2 separate regions of the Mus musculus genome follow, and region 2 is linked to region 1. Evidence: chromatin loops called from intact Hi-C (ENCODE). Cell type or tissue: heart. All regions are shown on one strand. Each heading gives the region's core, and the rest is flanking DNA. Links, peaks and the distances in the headings are about the cores only.

What was found. A loop is a pair of places that touch in the nucleus more often than their neighbours do. Peaks named below come from ENCODE experiments on the same cell type or tissue, not always from the same donor. Only the 100,000 strongest peaks of a DNase experiment are listed, where the experiment ranks them.
Region 2: it touches region 1 in a loop (2.2-fold over the local background); 4 of 42 quality-filtered maps call a loop at or near these places.

Annotation. Positions count from the first base shown.
Region 1 is chr12:118,839,357-118,849,459 of GRCm38, reverse strand. Sp8 (trans-acting transcription factor 8) reads right to left here and starts at 2,227. Exons shown (of 2, transcript NM_001379379.1): 1 at 2,119-2,227; 2 at 1-1,081. The coding sequence starts at 2,139. In heart, for the core only: no CTCF peak of the experiment used is centred there; no DNase peak of the experiment used is centred there; H3K4me3 peaks cover 2,618 bases; H3K27me3 peaks cover 5,295 bases.
Region 2 is chr12:118,580,695-118,590,797 of GRCm38, reverse strand. No RefSeq gene overlaps it. Among named protein-coding and RNA genes, the nearest start is that of D230030E09Rik, 56 kb to the right of the region's middle. In heart, for the core only: no CTCF peak of the experiment used is centred there; no DNase peak of the experiment used is centred there.

The sequences.
Region 1 (10,103 bases), core at 1,031-9,030:
GGCTCGCTCCCGCTGGGCCCAGCCGCTCAGCCTCCTGGCAGTTGGGGCAGTCGCAAGTGGCGCGGCCGGAGTAGCGGCGAGCGGACGAGCGTGGGGACCCCCCTAACTGCGCCGCGGGCCCCGCGCTCAGCATGGAGCTGCCCGCGCCGGCCAGCGGCGACGGGGCGGAATCGGGGTAAGAGCCGGGCAATACCGGCTTGAAACCGTCCATGAGGTGCTGTCCTGCAGGGCTGAGCAGGTGCGACGAGGCACCGCTACTGAATGCGGAGTGGCTCAGGCCGGAATAATCCGAGTTGTAGCCTCCCAGCGGTGAATGCAGCGACGTCTGAAGGCCCCCGGCCGCCGGGTGCAGCGAGCCGGGCAGCGCTGCCGCCCCATTGGGGTTCTGCACGTCGATCCAGCCCGCGCCCACATCCCACCAGCTGGAGGCGCCCGCGGAGCCCACGTCGGCCGCGGCGCCAAGGCCCGGGTGCGAAGGCTTGAACCAGGACTCATACGGGTGCGCCATTCCCACGCGCGGGTAGATACCCTGCAGTCCGTCCACCGACGTGTGCACCTTGGAGATAAACACTGGCTGATGGGAGCTATCCTGCGAGTGCGCTCCGGAACCGCCGCCGCCTCCCCCGCCGCCGCCGCCGCTGCCCCCCGAGACGCCCGGAGCCTGGAACACAGAGTAGTCGTTGGCAAAGGGCGAGCTGGAAGCGGCAGCCGCCGCAGCTGCTGCCGCTGCGGCGGCGCTGCTGGAGGTGAGAGAGAAGGCGCTGGAGCCGGGCGAGCCTCCGCAGCTAAAAGAGTCGGACACCAGGGCTGCGGCCGCCGCTGCTGCCGCCGCTGCCGCCGCTGCGGCTGAGGAGGAGCCGCCGTTCCGGGAGGCCCCCGACACACCGAAGCTAGAGAGACTGGAACCCACTACGTTGCAGCTGCCGGAGGAGGAAGACGAGGAGCGTTTCCAAGGGTGGAAGCCTTTACCGAAGGAAGAAGAGCTGTCCGACAGGGAGGAGGGAGACGGGCTGGGGCTGCCGATCTTATTACAGGTAGCAGCAAGCATGGCCAGAGGAGTGGATCCCAACCTCGGTTCTTCCTGAGACCGGAGCAGAGAAGAAGGGTGGGGGAGGGGTAGTGGGCAAAGGGCCGGTGGGGGAGGGAGGAAAGAAATGTGTATTAGTCCCCTGGTAGCCTCCAGACGCCCCACTGCTCCCCATCTCTAGCTGCTGCACACTGCCACCAACTTACCCTGCACCCCCAGCTGCCCCGGCGCCCGGCTGCCTCCTACTCTACAGGAGGGGACAAGTTTGGCGGCGAGCGTCTGATTCTGGAGCAAAGCGCCACGCTAAAGAAGAGTTTAACAAGAATTCTCAACTAAGACGGCACTCTTGTGTTCACAAAGCCCTAGACGCTTTCGATCAAACGAACAGAAAGTCCAAATCCAGACTAGGGAGGGAGAAGTTTCCTTTTTACCTTACAACCTGGGGAAATTTCTGGATTGCGTTTAAGATCACTACACTGCAATCCCAAGAGAGCTTTGAAAACTCTTTTCAGATCCCCCTCAACCCATCCTTAGTTGCTTCTCCCCGGCTCTTCCATTACTCGCTCTTCCATTTTTTTCTTCTCTCTCTCTCTCTCTCTCTCTCTCTCTCTCTCTCTCTCTCTCTCTCCACCCCCTTCATCTCTCTCTCTCAATATATATCTCTCTATAATGGTAGAAATAAGACGAGCTCAACGTACCTGCAATACAAACCGGGCTGAGGAAAAATATTAAGGGGAAGGGGGAGAATCTGCAGTATGCCCAGGAGGGAAAAACTTACTCGCGTTCCCCTTCGAAATCGTCGAGTGTATTAGGGGCTATGCTCAGTTCTCCCGAGCAGGGAGCGGCCAGGCTCTGCGAGGTGGCGGGTCTCAATGCCCTACGAACCTTTCCTGTGCTGAAAAAAAAAAAAGTGGCTCTGCCTCCTCCCCCCCCCCTTTCTTTTTTCTAAACTCACTTGTATTTAGGGGGGTGGTGGTGGCTCTCAATAGAGAGACTGATAGCCCGTGGCCTGGCCGGGGCGACTTTAACCCCCTCCGATAGGCAATAAAAGGAAACTAATTAAACCAGCAAGAGAAGATCCTGAGACTCACCCCTAGAAGTGAAGTTGCCATCACACAGAAGCGCCCTCCTCCTCTCAGAGGATCTTTTTTATATTGATAAATCAGAGGCAGTGTTTTTTTTAGAGGTGTGCAATACAATGATCAGTTCCGCCCATTCCGCCACAATTGTAGCTCCCTCTCCGGCTTTGAAGTGCCGCGGAGGCGCGGCCAGCCAATCTGTGGCCTCGCCGGGCCGCGCGGCGCGCGCGCCGTGAGGTCATCGGCGCCGGCGGGAGTGTGGGGGTGCGAGTGTCGCAGAGTGTGCGTGTGCGCGCGCGTGAAAAATGATCGCGAGTGTGACCCACCTCGGAGAGAGCAGTGTAGAAAGCGGAGGGGTAACTGGGCAGGGTCGCAAAAACCGTGACCTAGCAAGGGCAGAGAGTGGTCGTACAACCACCGAGAGCGGGCCGAGTAACTACGTGTGTGACAAAAGGGGTCAGGGACAGAGCTGGAAAGTGTGTAAGGTAACTGAGTCCTTCTACCGTAGGGAGTCAGGAGCGACAGTACGTTCAATCCCGGGTGTGGAGAGGCGTGCACCCGTTTGGTGTAGGTGGAGAGTGGGTGCGCGCGATCGAGAGGGAAGACCGACGTGTGCGTGCGCGCGAGCACCAAAGCTAGGGGTAGGGAACCGAAACAATACAATAAAGTGTACGTGCCTAAGAGATTGGCGGTCTGGATAGAGAAACTGCGAAGTTGAGTGAGGCCAGTAAATAAACGCCCCAAGTCCTATCTTCAAGTTACTAACTTCCTCTGCCCTTTGAACATAAAAAAAGGAGTGACCCCCCCCCCCCAGCTTCCTGGACTCTTTCAGTATAGTTTTGAAGAAAATCTTGATACTTACCTTCCATTTCCTGATGTTTCGGTCAAATAGAAAGATTGGAAAGGGGGTAGTGATATGGTGCAAGTGTGCGCCTGCGCCTTTGAGTCCTTACTTAGATCTGGCCGCCCTTACCCTCTACCAGAGGTGGGATTCAAGCTTTGGAAGTGCACGTCCTGGAGGAGGTGTGTTTGCCCCTTGGCATGCAGTAAAATTACAAAAGGATTAGATGGAAAGAGGAGTAAGAGGGGGTGTGTTTTTCTCCCATTGGATGAGAAATTGAGGAGCATTTTACCCAGTTTATAAGTTTTCTCAGGTAACCCCACTGTGCCTTTCTGACAGAAAAATCAGAATGACTGAAATCTGTTGGTACTATTTATGTAAGAATGGAGGTGAGCTTTTCGGGCTGCATTTATAGGAGCATCTATGGTTTGAGCAAGCCATCTACCAGTGCGTTCGAGTCATCATGCGCATTTACTTCAAATTCTCTGCGTTTTAGTCACTTACTTGCTATTTTTATTATTAGTTGCCTTCAGAAATGTCATTACAATTCTGTGGTCACCACAACAGAAATTCTTAAGCCACAAAAAGGCCAGTACCAGTATGAAAGGAGAAAATCTAGTCCTTGGAGTCTTGTTGAATATTCATGCATTTTAAAACCACAATAATTCCTATTTTACCCTGTTAGGAAGACTCTCAGAAGTCTAATACTAAAGGGGAATTGATTAAAATGTGAGTAGATGACAGAACTGATGTGTTTTGACTTGGGAGACTTTTTTTTTTTAATTGGTTGTTCTCAAGTGTATTGCAGGTTCTGAAGATGTCAAAAATTAATTCTCCTGGGTTATGCAGAAGTCCAAAGTAGGGCTTCATCCTTTGCATAAATTTCACCTGCACAGTTAGACCTAATGTTTGTTGTGCAGGGATTTGCACTTCTGAGCCTTTTTTTTTTCATGTGCAGGGGTATTGACTGTACATCATATCTATTGATTAAGGGAGTAAGGGACATCCACATACTTAGAAGTAACTGTGAAGTAAATTAATGAACTGCTTTCTTTCTCTGAAAGCTAACGCTTACCATAAATGTCCTGTTTCTCTCTGCAAGCCCCTCTGAATGATTTTAGCGTGTTGAGAAGGCGTGACAGGACAGCCCAGAAGGAGGAAGGGGTGGGGGAAGGAGGGAACTCCGTTTAACAAATAAAAGAGAATTAACTTCATTGCTTTGGTCTCCTTCCATAATGATATTCATTTTAAGAACCTAATATACAGTTGTTCAAATTTGGGGTTTAACGTTAATCAATACCATCACCCTCAAAGGTGGAGGGAAGTGCTTTGAAGGAAGACTCCTTCTTATGAATAGTTATTGTATCTTTTTATCCTCCTATCTTCTGGAAGAAAAGGAGGCAGGGTTATTAAAAAGTTAAATGCTGAGCATGAGAGTAAACAGAGGCGTTAACCAGTTTCCTCAAAAATTCGGGAATTAGAAAAACTCAGCATCATGTGACTGCAGTTCTGAGCTACTCCATTTTAGGCTAATGCTAACATCTTTCATTTGTAGAAGTGCATTTAGAATCACATGCCATTCTTCCTATGACAATGAGTCACAATGTTGGTGTGAATTTAGTGAAGATGCTAGATTCTTCCATTTGCATGAGGTTTGCTTTCAGCACTGAGGGTTTGTAAAGGTTTGTATATATAGCTTACACTAGAAAATATTTATCAGTGTGTCACTGATGTATGGTATACATACACATTTAAATTTACACATTCAAGTTACTCCCATTATGAAAGTGGGAGATTGCTGAAAGACTTCTTTCTCCTTTGCTTGATTTCCTGTCTTCCCTTCCTCCATGAAAGGGATAGTGTGTGTATAATGAGGTTATCAAACAGCAGAGTTAAAACACTCATAGTCTGGCTTCTACTTTAAATGAAACTACTCTCAATGACACCCCCAACACCAACACACACACACACACACACACACACACACACTTTGAGAAGTAACTCAAGCACACTTGAATCCTGTCCTATGAAAGAGAAGATGACAGATACAGCTGGTCTGGTTAAGCCATTGAAGGCAGAGTTCAGTTCACCTGTTTTGATATTAAGCATTGTTGTGCAGTATTGTACTTAATAATTGAGATGGTTAGAGAAAAGGAGGAAGAAATACAGGAAGTTCAGCTTCCCAAACATCAGTTAAAAGTTTCCCCTACACAACAAGAACTTTAACATGCTGCAAAAAACATGCTTAGACAGTGTGCTGTTTTCTTGCAAACCTGTGGGATCCACTATCAATAAAGCTAAAATCTATTAGCATTCTGTATGCATCTGCAGCATAAATTTCATTTGAATTTCAAATTTAATAAACCAGGAGGTTTTTAATCATCCCTGGTTTTATTTGTTTGATATTAACATGCTTATTGACCGGGTCTGGTGACCAGTTTGATCATTACAGGACAGCAAAAAGTTAATTAAAACGACCACAGCCCCTTAATCATATCATCTGTCTCATCCATGTCGCTCTCTTTATTACCGGTGATGATGGATAGTCTCCCAGATTAATTTCTCTGTTTCTTCGATTTGGACAACAGCTTTTGGGACCTAATTTACATCCTGGGAACTACTTGCCGAAGTATAGCTAACACCTTGCAGCTACAATGTATATATCACCTTCTCTTTAGCTGCAGCAGAGAAAGGGAGTGTATGTTGTTGTTCTTGTTTTAGGTGGTGGTGTTTTTATTTTTTAGAAGAGAGAGAGAGAGAGAGAGAGAGAGAGAGAGAGAGAGAGAGAGAGAGAGAGAGAGTGTGTGTGTGTGCAGGCAGTTTTGGTGCTGGGAAACTCTCACAACCAGAGAAATGAGGTTATAAAAGGAAAACAGAGGTCTGGATGTCTGCTTTCTCCTTCCAGAGAGCGGGGAGTGAGATATGCTGCTTCTGCCTCTTGATTAATAGATTAAAATGTGTAGATTCCAAGACAAGTAAATAAAGCCATTTGTAACCACTAAACACAAATGGGAATTTTATCATTGAAAACATCAAAGTTTCTTTCTTACTGCAAATACAGTTTCGAATGCAAGTGTGGTCTGACATATACACGGGTTAACGGATAAAAAAGGGGAAGGAAGAAAGCTACGGGGAAAGCCTGGTGGGAGAAGACAGGGAAGCGGAGCGCGTCGTACCTCCGCAGGCTACGGATAAGCCAGCTGCTGGCTTCTGGGTTGCCCAAGGCTTGGCTGCAACTCCCCAGCTTTGCTAAGCGACCGGGGCTGTCCTCCGCGACTGAGCGCGCTGCCAGCGGCGTGCGACCCTGGCAGGAAAGGTGGGAAGGGGGTGCTTCACTCTCTCCTCAGTGTGGGCACCTGGTGCGGAAGCGCGCAGGCTACTAAATAAAGCAAGTGGGGCCGAGCGCCTCCAGCGCCCGGGGGAGAAGAGGGCTGAGCCAGGTGGGGGTTGGTGGGGGCTGTTGGGAATTCTGTGGTCAAAGTTTCTCTCCTGTTGAAAAGAAAGCCTGGCCAGGAGTGGACCTGTGGATTCCTGAGGGCCCCTCCACGGCCCATCCCTGCTCTCGGGTGGTTCTACTTAAGAACTTGCCTGACATTTCCTGGGAAGGGATGTAATAAAAGCCCCTCGCTGGTGGCAGATTGTTGAGCCGTAGGTGGGAAGGGATCAGTCGGCTAGAGCTGAGAGAGGGCTGTATTTTCCTGATTGGAAAATGGGAACTTCCACGCTGAACAATAGCCCCTATTAGCAAGGTTATTCGGTTTCAACTGTCCGGCCACATTTACAGCCGGGTCCTTACTTTCCTGGCATTGCTTAATTGGATGTATTTGTTGGCCACAGCGAGGCCGCCATGACTCTTGAGCTACTTGCCGGGGACTCTTGGGGATGCAAAGCATTATTTCTCGAATAAAATGGAAACGAGTATTTCCTTTTCTCTTTACCTCTTTCTGAGTCGACTCAATATTTTCTTCCATTTCTCCTTAAAATTTATCGCTTTTCTTCTCTGTCGCTTTAAAGTATTCAAAGTTAGGAACACTTTTTAATTAAAAGATGTATACCGGTTTAACCTAGGGTATTATGATCTTTGATTTACTTTACTAGGTAATTCAAATTGTATATAGTCAGAAGACAAGGACTTGCCCCCATGGATCAAACAACCTTAACAAATTACCAAGACTCAAACCTCCACTCTGTGTGTATAGCCTATTTAAATGAAGAAAACAAAACACATTTTTCATATGCATACTCATATCTTCATTTCATATTGAAGTGGCCTTATTCTACCTCTGCAGGCATACAGTCCATGGTTAATTTTTTTATTCGTCTTTCCCAGCCTATAGACGAAATTGATAATCAGTTCCACAGCTTTTCCATTCTTCTTCACCATGTAAAAGAAGAAAACACTTGTTAGGAAAAGGGTTTGCTTGTTTTCAGAGGATGGTGTTGCTGTTCTTGTGCAAGACTGTTTTGTAAAAAATAAAGCAGCGTAGACATTCAGATGAGTGTCTGATTTTTTTTTTCTGGAATAGATTTGTTTGGCTGTTTTTTCTTTTGGTATTATATATTACTTTCTCACAGCTAACATGCAGAGTTAAAAACTACTAAATTCTTATCCGTAACACTATTGATTTCTTTTCATTCTGTTCTGTTCCTGGGAGAAGCAATGCTCCCAGCTCACCCAGTTGCCTGCTCCTCCAGACGGTTGACAATTGCAATCGCAGTTTCGGGAAGATAAATGTTACTTTGGGAATTGTGTCTAATTACAAATAATCTAGGAGCTGCTCTGAGTCTCTGTGCTCTGCCACACATGTATTCAAATCAGTGTACAGGGTTCCCGAATGGGGATGTTTGTGACCAGGGTTTTATAGTTCACTTTCTAAATCCATGGAACAAACTAGTGTGCTTCTCCTTGAGCTCCATCACCAGGACCCAAGAGATTACACAGATCAAAAACCATCCAAAAAGTGTGTGTGTGTTGGGGGGGGGGGAGGTTGTGTCAAAAATACTAGAAAGCCCAAGGAAGAAAATGTTCATTGGAGATACTTTCAGCTTAGTTTTATTCATATGAGTTCATGGGATACTTTACACAAATCCTTTTTTTTTTTAAATAGGGAGCTTTTTTTTTTTTTGACCTTACATACGTGAATTTTTCTTCGTGGGTTATTTTTCTGCAGGAATTCTGTGCCTTTCTGCTGAAATCACTCAATGGTTATGTTTTACTGTTCCTCTAGTAACTGCTGCTACCTTTGTGTGTGTGTGTGTGTGTGTGTGTGTGTGTGTGTGTGTGTGTGTGTGTGTGTGATTCTTTGCTTATATGGCAGTCAATTAGTGCTGGTGTGTGTGTGTGTGTGTGTGTGTGCGCGTGCTTGCTTGCTTGCTTTTTACTAATAGTATTATTAACAAGAAAAAAAAAGTGAGGAACAGGTTATTCTCTTAACCTGACCTGGCTGTAAGAGCAAGATGAGCAGCACTGAGCAGATGTCCCCATTTAAGCCGTTCTTTTCCCACATGCCTGCTGGATATTGCAGGCGCGCAGGAAGCTCGCTTCAAACCTGGCCCATTTCAGGCCATAATGGCCACGTTATTTCGGCCCAGTGAACACGAACAAAATCGTGAGCTTTAGAATCATTCGATTCTGAGTCCAGGAAAAGCGGGGGGGGGGGGGGGGTGTGGTGGTAGTGGGGGTGGCTAGGGAGGGGTGTGTGTGTGTTGGGGGGGGGTGATTTCATCTCGGATCGCAGGAAGAGAACTTGCTCAAAAGAATTTTCCCCAGCAAATATAGTATAATTTACAGCGCAACTTAATAATCCGAAGGGCAATGCAAAAGCCCTTTGCGTTGTAAACCGCTTCTAATTACCTGCCAGAGCAATTAGCTGACTATCACGAAGAAATTAGATCGCTCAATGTAGCATAAATAATGCGAATAATTTTGTAAGAAGAATGGAAAGCGAGACCTGGTGTTTCTTTATAAGGAAATAACACCTCGTACTGTACGAGCCCTCCATGAACACATATTAATGTCTAGGCATGCATGGCAATGAGTCCAGGCAGGAGCCCTCTGGCTGCAGTTCAGCACTTTTTCCGTTTACGTATGCGGGGTGAAAGTCGGCTTCCAGGCGTTCGATCTCCAGCCTTCCAGCTCACAGTAATTAACACATAGCGACTTCAATGGGAAAACCTGTTTTCCAGATGATTTTTACAATGCAGCTTTATGTCTCATTTGGCAGTTTAAATAGCTGGAGTTGTTTTCTGGCTTCATCTCCACTATCATCTGTTGAGCATATTTTGCTTAGAATATTGAATCCTAACCAAAACTCGGGCACAGGATTGACTTTTATTCTCTTAAGTGGGGATAACAGAAGCCACTTTAAAACACACACACACACACACACACACACACACACACACACACACACACCACTCACACATACAAGAGGTAGGGATTCTTATGAGGAGTTGCAGATGTTTAGCCAGCCTGTGCATTAAGGATATTAATGTGTTTAATTGTGGCTTCTCTTGGACTTTTTACTAAAATCTACCTTCATCAGGTCTCAAATCTAGTTTGTTTCTCTTAGTGTTTCGTACCTAAGGACCCCATGTTTCTCAGTTAAATAAATCAAAAGGAAAATGAAAACCTAATTTTGGAGTAAAGTTGATAGTGCAACTGTCTGAAAACACCATTAAACTCTTTGAAATTTACTAGGTTTGTACATTAAAAATAACACGACTTCAAAAGTAATTTAGGAAGAGTTTGTCTGCCAGCATCTTCGAAACACCCCCACCTCCAGGGAGGGGGAGGAAGGGAGAGAGAAAGAGGAAGAGAGTTGCTTCTAACTGAAGGCCTTTCAGAAGCCTTAAGTGAAAGGAATTAGGAGCCCACCCACCTTTTGCTTCATTGACTAGGTAAGTCTCACATTTGAGTCAAATTAGACCATCGAGGAGAACTGGGCATTTGTGTTGGTCATACATGCCTAAAACAGCAGCTTTGCTGCGCACCTCACAGTGATCTTTTTCCCTGAGTCCTGTTCCAAGAGTTCTGCTCCAACTAGGATGGGCGTTCCCTTCCCCCATCTCAGCTCATCTCTTTATGGAACTCCTGGTACAAGTCATTCTCTAAGAATCTCTTAAGTCTTGAATTTTAGTAAGTTCTGCAGCACTT
Region 2 (10,103 bases), core at 1,280-9,279, 260 kb after region 1:
TGTTTTATCTTTACTTGCAAGATTTTTCTTAGTTTATAAAATTAAAATGATCCTCTGACTGGTGAAGAGGCAGGGATTAAAGAGAGGCAGTAGGAAGAGATTATAGAACCTGTAAAATCTGTAACCAAGGTACCAGTGGTGGAGAGAACAAGAAGGGAGAACAAGAATGGGGATCCTGAAGCTGTGTTTTGTTTGTTTTATTGCGACAATATCTCATATATCCTATCCTGACCTCAAATTCTGGTGCAGCTGAGATCCATCTTGCTCTACTGATCTTCCTACATCCACCACTCCCTCTCAACCCTGGGAGCCTCTAGGCTAAGCTTATGCAGTGTTAGGAATAGATAGAACCACGCTTGCTCATGCATGCTAAGCAAGCATTCTGCTGAGTGATTCCCCAGCCATTCTCAAGTAACTTACCTGTGGAAACTCATATAAAGCTTTTATATTTCAACACTACATTTCACGGGAAAATGTGACAAAATTGACTCCTGTAAACTAAAAATTGAGATCATGAATTCTTGAACATCTTGGAAGAGGAATATCTAAAGTCTCGTGAGTTATTTATTCAGCATTATCTGACCTCTCTTTTCTCCATAGTACATGATAGACATAAAGAAAGCATGCGTTTGATGTATGATTTATGTATATCAGCAATAATATACAAATAGTGTATCTAAAATCTAATATGGCTCACTGAGTCTGTACTGATGACTGGGGACAGAGCAGCTTAAGGGAGAACCTTAACTCACAGATCTCAGTGCCTGAACACCAGCTTTTAAGTAAAATTTCAGTCTTGAGCTCCGGTCATAAAATGCAACTGTGGAATTCTCATGACTACGTGCTGACACTCTTCCTATATCCACCTCCTGATTGTGGCAAAAGATCTACTGTGTGCTACTTGGTGGCTGTGTGCTCTTAATCTCTGACAAACATTTTCAGAGTGAGGCAGAAGGCACCGACAATTTTAACTCATCTATTCTCCAGTCCAGGTCTGATTTCCATCAGAAAGCCCAGACAAATGTGGTCAGAACGAACAATCATGACAGATGGGGACAATGGAGACCCCTTAAGACCTCTCAGCATCCTTTCCAGGAAGCTGGACTTTCTCCATCTGTAAGGAACCTGTATTTCAAACCTTTAAAAAAACAACGGATAGGTTCTCCTTTCTCCTCTCCCTCCCCCTCTCCCCCTCTCCCCCTCTCCCTCTCAGTTAGTTGACTAATATTTTTTCACTTAATAGCTTCCAATCACTTTTAAAACAAAAAATAATGAGAAAGATTAGTTAGGGACTAAGATAGTGTTTAATAAATGATAGCTTTTCACTTTTAGACTTAGCAAATACACACAGTGGGTGTAGCAAATACACATAGTGGGTGTGTACAGGGTAATCTGCATACCCTTGTCCCCTACTGCAACCTAACAAAATGCAGCCTCCACTGAGTGAATATCAGTGGCTAATTTTATTTCCTGATGACAGATACTGAAAGCACCAAAAAGTCGTTTTTGTTGCTCAAAGAGCCTTTTTAAGTTTTAATTTGATGTGTAGCGGTGAACAACCCATGGCGCATGCGCACCGGCAGTAATCTCTGGGCATCAGCTTCTTTGATGCTTTTCAACCCATCTTGGCTGAAAGTGGGTCTATTATAGGTTTTCCTGGCTCCAGCTTACATGTGTGTCTCAATGACAAGATCCCTGATAAACGGAACAGAGAACGACGAAATGGGTTCGAAATGAGCAAGTGACCATTTGCTTCTTTATCTCAGTTTCTGTCTGACAGAATTATTAAGGAAGAGTCCTGTAAAGCAGAGCTGGGATGCATTTCTTGGGCCCTGGGCAAATGAGTTACATCTCTTGCAGAGCAGAAGAAAAGCATCTGCCCCATCTGGTATCACCCTTTTAAGGAAGAGGAGGAGAACTCATGCTCAGAGGTAGAATCCACCTTTGAAGTTTGTGCTCCCAGTTTTGAGGAAACCATTCATTGTCTCAAAGATTATTTTGAAGCTCTTGGCTTCCTCACCTAAGTCCCCAGTCCAAATGGGAGAGGATGGGGAAGAACATTGGCTGTGGATTAGGTTAGACTTGGGATCAGCTTGTAATTGGTGTTGAGAGATGTTGAACAAGTTTTTGGTTTCACAGTGAATCTGGAAGAAGTGTTATTTTATAGAAAGCCTGAAGCATAGGGAAGTTTTACCCCTTCCCCATTTGAATCCTGTGTCTGGCTGATACCTATTTTTAACTCCAGACCACACCAGTCATATTAATAATGTATCCTCAGGCCAATTACCCAAACTCCCCAAACCATTGTTTTCTTAACAGTAAATACACCTATTAATAGTCTTTCTGGCTTTGGTAATGGGTGACAAGACAACTAACATGTACATGCCTGGCTTTGAATCTGACATACAGAAGAGAATCATATCTTTCCAGTTGGTTCAGTTTTCAACAGAATTTGTATCCTGAAGTACATTGACTTGTATTGAAAGGAGGAATCAAAGCTCTCACAAAGGCCAGGAAAGGTCAGATGTGGACTGCATGTTTAAATGATAATTTCAAATTGTCAAACAAATCTAGTTGCAAATCTTAAATTGCAGAGAATTGTGTTCCAATTTTATTCTCTATGGGTGAAATAATTGAAAATCAGAGAAAGAATAAATTCTAATTCACTACCCTTAGTTTCAGATGCAGGTAGAGTTTCCAAAGCAACGCGTTCAATATTCAGGTAAAATGTTACCTCCACTATACAGTGAATTTTTTTAAATACCTTTATTGATTCTATTCTGTTATGTTCTATATAAATTAAAACGATGAAATCATATCCATTTAATAATTGCAAGTAGATATCAGAAATTATTTGACCATTTTTTGAAGTGCATTCTTTTGTACTGCACTTCTGAAATTATAGTCTAAGTATAAATGTGAGGTAGTTTAGAAAAATCCAATTTGCATTCAGTGTTTCAGAAACACATCTATTATATTTAGCCAAGAACACTCTTTAGAGCTGATAGCAGCAGTTGAAGAGGTTTATCTTAAGAGGACAACAATTAACTGAAAACACAAATAAAAAGATTAACATGCTTGATTTAGTTCCCCAAAGAAAGTCATGGAGGACTAATAAGAAAGAGCAAGTGGTTTAAAATAAGATCAGACTATTTTTAGATTCAGTAGTTGACCCCAGCAACGATCATTCCACAAACTCCTGCATGGAATGATGTGTGTTTGTAACTGAAATATGAGCAGCCAGCTTTCTTTAAACTTTAAATCTCACAAGACTTGAGAAGATAACGATACTCAATAATGAACCCATACTTGCCTGTATGTTGGAAGAAGTTGTGGTTGATCCATATTTATTATTATATTAGCATGGTGGCTTTTCTTTCTGTTTGTCCTTTCCCCGTAGATAATATTTAGTCATTATTAAAGAGCAAAAATGAGGAGTAAGTTCTAATCTGTGCTTCAGGAAGTTTTCAGAGAGTTAGTGGGTGAATATTTAGACAAAGCACACACAGTATAAGGTTAAGAATTCCAGAAGGTACTATGTAAATTAGTGATTCCATTTCTGCTGCTTTTCCTAGGGGTAAAACAAGATGGAGAAATCTGCTTAAACCCACTTTATGATACAGCACCACTCACCATGAGCAAACCACCTTTCCCAGGATGGCTTATTTTAAGCTGAGTTGCTTATATGAAGGGATTTGTCTTTATTAAAGTACCCTTTTGGTGCTAGAGAGATGGCTTTGCCACTAAAAATACTTGTTGCTCTTGTAAAGGACCCAAATGTCTCATAACCACCTCTAACTCCAGTTCCAGAGCATCTGACACCCTCTTTTGGCCACTGTGGGTACTCCACACACATAGAACACAGACATGCATGCAGGCAAAACACCCATACACATAAAAAAAAAAATAAATGAATCTTGTTTTTAAGTTCTCTTTGCTTGGAGTGGCAGAGCTATCCCAGCTCACAGATGATTAGGCATCACGATACTCGAGATGAGAGCATAGTTCAGAATTTATGCCATTAACATAAAGGTCTGCCTCTTTTTCGCATTGCTCACGGGGATTGTCTCCATTCTCTAGAGCACATCAGATGCTGTCATTTTTCTCTGTCTGCCTTCCCCAAACCTGACTCCATAGTGCTGGATAAAGTAACCTCTCTAGTGGTGCCTGCTTCCACGCCTTGCTGATTGATCATTTCGTTCTCTTCCTCGTGTGCTTAAATACAAGTCCCAGAGAAGAGCACTTCCAGACCTAGAATAAAGACAACAAAAATCACTGCTCTCTGCTACCTTCAGAGATCTCTCAGGGTATAAGGAAATGAAATGAAAGGGGCATTTCTTCCTTTTTAAGTTCTAAATGTGGGTTGATCTTTTTCACTAAAAATGGTAGCTCACAAAGTCATCCTAGCGAGGACAGGAATGTGTTTCTTACTTATATATGATTGCAAAATAGGCCCAGTACTATATATACTGGGCCCTCTGTGATAGTCCCTACCAAGACAGCTATAAACAAAGGGCAGGCAGATACTTCCCTGAAGCCATGGCTGTTTCTATGTCTCCATAGTACAAGAAGTGTTCTTTTTCTTCCCCAGCTAGAATTCAGGCTGTTTACAAGAAAGAACAAATCATGCCTGTGGTATGAAAGGAAGAATTCTAAGGTGTTCCCATGTGAATACATTGTCACAAACCTTTGAAGCCAACTGGCTTGAAGGTATTCCCAATTAGCAGGCTTAGTAGTGGAGGTGGTTGTTCATACTGATTCTGTACATCTTGGCCTGGTCTTTTACTTTTTCTATGCTTCCCTTGGCATAGGAGATCATATATGCACTTGGGGTCAGAGTGGGGTTATAAGAAGAGCAGTTCCAGACCTAGAATAAAGACAACAAAAATCACTGCTTTCTGCTACCAGTGATATCTAACAATGTGTGTCTTGAGTCCACATGCCTCCTATTTACTTGCTGTGGTATTTCCTTCCTCTGAAGGAAATACTTTTTACAATATAGCTAAAATGGGAGAAAACCCTCAGCATGATGAGATGGAAATACTTCTCAAAGGGAAGATATAATTTGCTTAGTAGGTAGAACTGTTGTTTCTGCCTGCACAGTTCTTAATACTTCACCAGCAAAAGTATCATGAATGGAAGGGGGAACGTTCACACAGCTTGCACATGCATATACGCAAATGAGAAAGTCACTAAGGGACATGTGTTAAACACACATTTGAACACAGACTTTATTATTCCACAGAATCATTTTTATTCACAGTTACCTCTGTGACAAAAATCTTTGTGTAAGACTTGTAGTTCACATTCTATTCTCTCTAATTGACCATAATAATCAATTTCTTTTACCAATATTTCATCTTAACCTGACAGAATCCTAGGTCTCCACATCTTACTCTACTTCAAACAAAAAAATTTGATACATAATCAAGGGATATGATTTGAGTCTTTAAAAAACCGTTAGGGAAGGCAGCCCTCAGAGAAATACTGTTAATATTTCTGATATTAAGATATCTGTTTCCCATATTTGAAATACCCAGAAAGAATGGAATCTAAATATTTAAATATCTCATAGGAAAATATCTGACAACTGGAAAATGTCTTAAAAGCCTATAAACCTGGCACTAGATAATCAGAATCAGCTAACAATTCACCTTTATTAAAGCATTTCAAATGATCAAGTCACTGATGCGTTTTAATACCATAATGGCATAATACCCTTGCCTCGGAGAGGCAACGTGATCACAGACTAAGCAAGTTCAACTGCTCAGAGTGTTTTCATAAGCTCAGGAATATCACTCCATAAGAAATGCTTCTGGTATGAATGATGAGATTTTGAGAAAGTACCATTTTGGTATTAAATGATCTGGTTCCTGGGGGTTATAAATTACCCCAAGCCCAGTTCTCTTTCACTTCTTCCCAGTTCCCATTCTCCCTGATGACAAAGAGAGTTCTGAGTATGGAAGAAATGAACCAAGCAATGGGGTGAACGAGAACCTGACCCTACCGCGTTTCTCTTCCTCCTCCCTCCCACCATTTTGTTATGTGTAATAACGGAGCGTGCAGCAGGAAGTAATCAACAGAGATGCACAGAGCCTGGAAGCAACAAAAGGGCAACGTTTGCTGCCAGGAAAGTAATCTTAACTCGCAGCTTTCATTGCAAGGCTAACACTCATCCTCCTAAGGATGGAGAAAAGAAGTAAGCTGTCACGCTGTACTCTCTTTACAGGAGCTAAGGGACCCAAGGTCTCATCACAGAAGCCCTGAAGATAAGGGATGGGGAGTGAAGCAATCATCATCTGGGGGAGGAGCCTGGCTTCTGTGCACGCTGGAGATCGCTGTGTCTCTTCCCCCGCAGAGCTGGGTGAGTCTAGGACAGACATTGGCGTGGGGAATGCCAATCAGTGGTCTGTTGGCCCCTTGTTGCAAATTCAAAACATTGGCAGGTTACAGGCACTTATTTTTAGGCCACAAAGGGCTGACTCCACTTTCTCTCATGCATAGGCATGTTAACTGGGGTCTCAAACTCCTAAAGGTTCTGTAGATGCATCCTGCTCAGCTGTGCAGGTGGTTTCCTGACCTCCTCTTTCTCTGATCCATACTATCTCACCTCTGGGCCCTGGAGTCACCGCAGGACCTCACAGTTGGCTGTAGGAAACAGATTGCGGAGGTCTGAAAAAAATGTTTCTGGCAAATACCTCCCCAAGCTGGAGCATGTGGGGTGTGTGTGTGTGTGTGTGTGTGTGTGTGTGTGCACTCACACACTGCTTCCTTTTATTGGCACATGAGTTAAATGCCCAGCAGCCATTTCTTGGCTGAGTTCCATTCTCACTATAGTTGGCGCCTGTAGAAATGGCTTTGGCTCCGGCATCTTCTCTGGGACTGTCTATCGTGAAGAATTTGCGTACCAGTTATGATTTCTATTTTTATGAATACTTGAAAATACATGCCTCGCATAAGAGTTCTGACCTCCTTTTATCTTTCCAGTGGAAATTCTTCCATAAAGAGGTGTCATCTCTTTTATACAATTATGTTTTGTGTGGGCTATTTATAGTGCTGTGAAAATTAGAGAATGTGGTATTCCTTTTGACTTTCAGAAAAATTGTTAAGCGTCAAATTGCATGTCAAGGGAAAAATGATCTTATGAAAAAAACTAACAGGCTTCGCGGTCTTCCACGATCCCATCACCGCTCCACTCCCATATACACAGAACATGAACATAAAACAAAGTAGCAAAAAAATAAAAACCTGCTTTGTCTGCTTGGATGCAATTGGTTCGCAGCTGAGAGGCTTTTTTACAAATGCAAGTCTGTGGTAAAGGCTTCCTGAGAGGAATGACCGTGGGGCTGACTGCCTGAGCCTAATGTGTACGGTATTAATTGGAGCTTTTCTCCTGCTGCCCTTTCTTCTGTTGGAGTCGCTCATGAAAACGCAAGGTGTGCCATAGACTTTAAGAGCTTTCATGTCACCTGGGAGCACTCTCTGCTGATGGAGTCACTCAAGAACAGGCGAGGTATGCCGTAGGACTCTGAGAGCTCTCGGGTCACCCAGGACACTCGCTACTGACATTTACTTTATCTTTGCTGTCATTTATGTGGCTGTCAGAAAGAGCAAAATTGTCATTGTATCTAAAAACTGAAAATATATTAAACCAAAGAAAGAACTAAATGTCTCTCTCTGTGGCCATCCATTTAAATGTCAAGGGCATGCCTCCATATTCTAGCACCCTTGAAAAGGAAGAAAGACAAGCATCAGGTAGGAATCTTCACAAAGTATGCAAGAACTTTCTTTCCTCAATATTTCTCTCTCCCCCTCCTCGTCCTCCCCTCCATCATCTTTGACTCACACCTGGTCTTGAACTCAGACAATCTTCTTGTCTAGGCCTCCTGAATATAAGGACTGTATGTGTCCACAGTTATGCCTGGCTAGGAAGAAGTTTCTTTCTAAACATAGTTAAAACAGTCAAAAATCTTACAGATATGCTTACATTTATTAATAAATATATAAGAAATGTAAATGCTAAGAAAATAATAGGTGGCATAATTATGTGTAATGTGAATTCTCAGAAGTTTGTGCAAGGAGTAAAAGAATTCTAAGAGACCTTGAGGACCAGTGTGCAAGGAGATGAAGGCCAAGTTCTGGGTTGACACACTTTGTGGGGAGAGTGTTTGTGAGCTTGTTCAGCACGAATCCTGGAATAGATTCTAGAATCCCGCTGGATATGACTTCCTTGGGTAGGTTAGCTCAAAACCATGTTCAGTACTTTGTTAGCAATATCTCCAACCATTTACCCACCTAAGTGTTTTTTGGTTTGGTTTGGTTTGGTTTGGTTTGGTTTGGTTTGGTTTGGTTTGGTTTGGTTTGGTTTGGTTTGGATTTGGTTTGGTTTGGTTTGGTTTTGGTTTTTGGTTCATAAAATGATCATTAAACAATGGTCCTCCCACACAACAGAAAATACTCATCTACCAAGAAGAATAAATGGCTAATGCACACAATGAAATGGATGATCAGGGTTCATTATAGGTGATCAGAAAGGTTGTATGTGCAGAGTTCCTTTTGATGGCATTCTGTAAAACTCTAAGGCAGGAAAAAAAAATCACTAGAATTTGTCAGAAGGTAGATTGTTGCACTCAAGAGACCGGGCCCTGCACCTGGCCTGGGAAGCATGGAAAGCAGGCCCTGGTGGCAAAGTTGCTGGTGAGTTAGCCCTCAGGATGTGAGAGCAGGATTGCTGCCCCTGCTCCTTGCCAACTGCAGCATGGGTGAGCTAGTCAGGGCAGTACTGGAGAGCTCACCCTGGCGTCGCTGGCACAGGAAACTGCTGGCGACAAACTCAGCTACTTCCCAGTCCCTGGCCCACGGTTTGAATTAGCCCAGTCCATTGACAAACTCAGCTACCTCCCAGTCCCTGGGTCATGGCTTTGAGTTATCCTAGTCCATATCTACCACATCTATGATCTGCTGGAGCATGTGAAAGATTCTGCAGATCCAAAGCTGCAGGATCTCCATGACACAGGGCAACAACAGGATATCTGAGAGGAGTCCCAACAAGGATCCAGTACTGACAGTGTAGCAGAAGTCAGAGACCTAGAGCCAGACCAATGACTCAATGCAATGAACATTTGGGAGTAAAGATGTGTGGACAAAAAGATATACTATGTACACATTGAGACACATTACAGCTTCCATGACGAGATTTTTTTTAATTCTATCTTGTTTTGTTTTATTTTAGGGGGGAGGTTGCAGAGGGCAGATACAAAAGAACTGGGAGGTAAGTGGGATTGGAGTGCACAATGTAAAATTCACAAAAAAATCAATAAAAAGTTAAAAAGCACAGTACAGCTCAATAAGATAAAAGAACTATAGATTATAACAAGTTATATAATTGTGTTTGTCAAATCCTGCAAAACTATATACTTACAAGGATGAATTTTGCTATTTGTAAATTTTACCTCAATTTAAAAAAATATCAAGTCCATTTCATTACAAAACAAATGAGATGGAGAGATGGTTAAGAGCACTTGCTGCGTTTGCAGAGGACCTGGTTCAGTTCCCAGCCTGTCTATCAAACATCTCATTCTCCTGTAACTCCAGCTCCAGAGAATACCATGCCCTCTTCTGGCCTCTGCAATTACCTGTAGGTATATGAACAGCATATACACATAAACTAATTTTTAAAACAGTAAAAAATACAAATATGTAAACTGGCTAATAATAAACTCACATATTTATAAGGAATCTATACAGGTTAACTAATATTTTAAAAGAATGGTTGACTTTTAACTTTTATTTATGTTTTTTAAGATTTTTTTTAAATTTTATGTGCATTGGTGTTTTGCCTGCATGTTTGTCTTGTGTAAAGGTGTTGGTCCCTGGAACTGCAGTTATAGCTAGGTATGAGGTGACATGTGGGTGCTGGAAATTGAACCCGGGTCTTCTGGAAGAGCACTGAGCCACCCCTCCACTAAGCCATCCCTCCAAACCCATGAATATATATTAAAGTCTGATTAGTACTTGGTACCTGGCTCTTTCTCCTGCAGAATATCTCATATTGATGTCACGGGTGTAGACACTTCAAGATCTGCTACAGTCTGTTGACTACT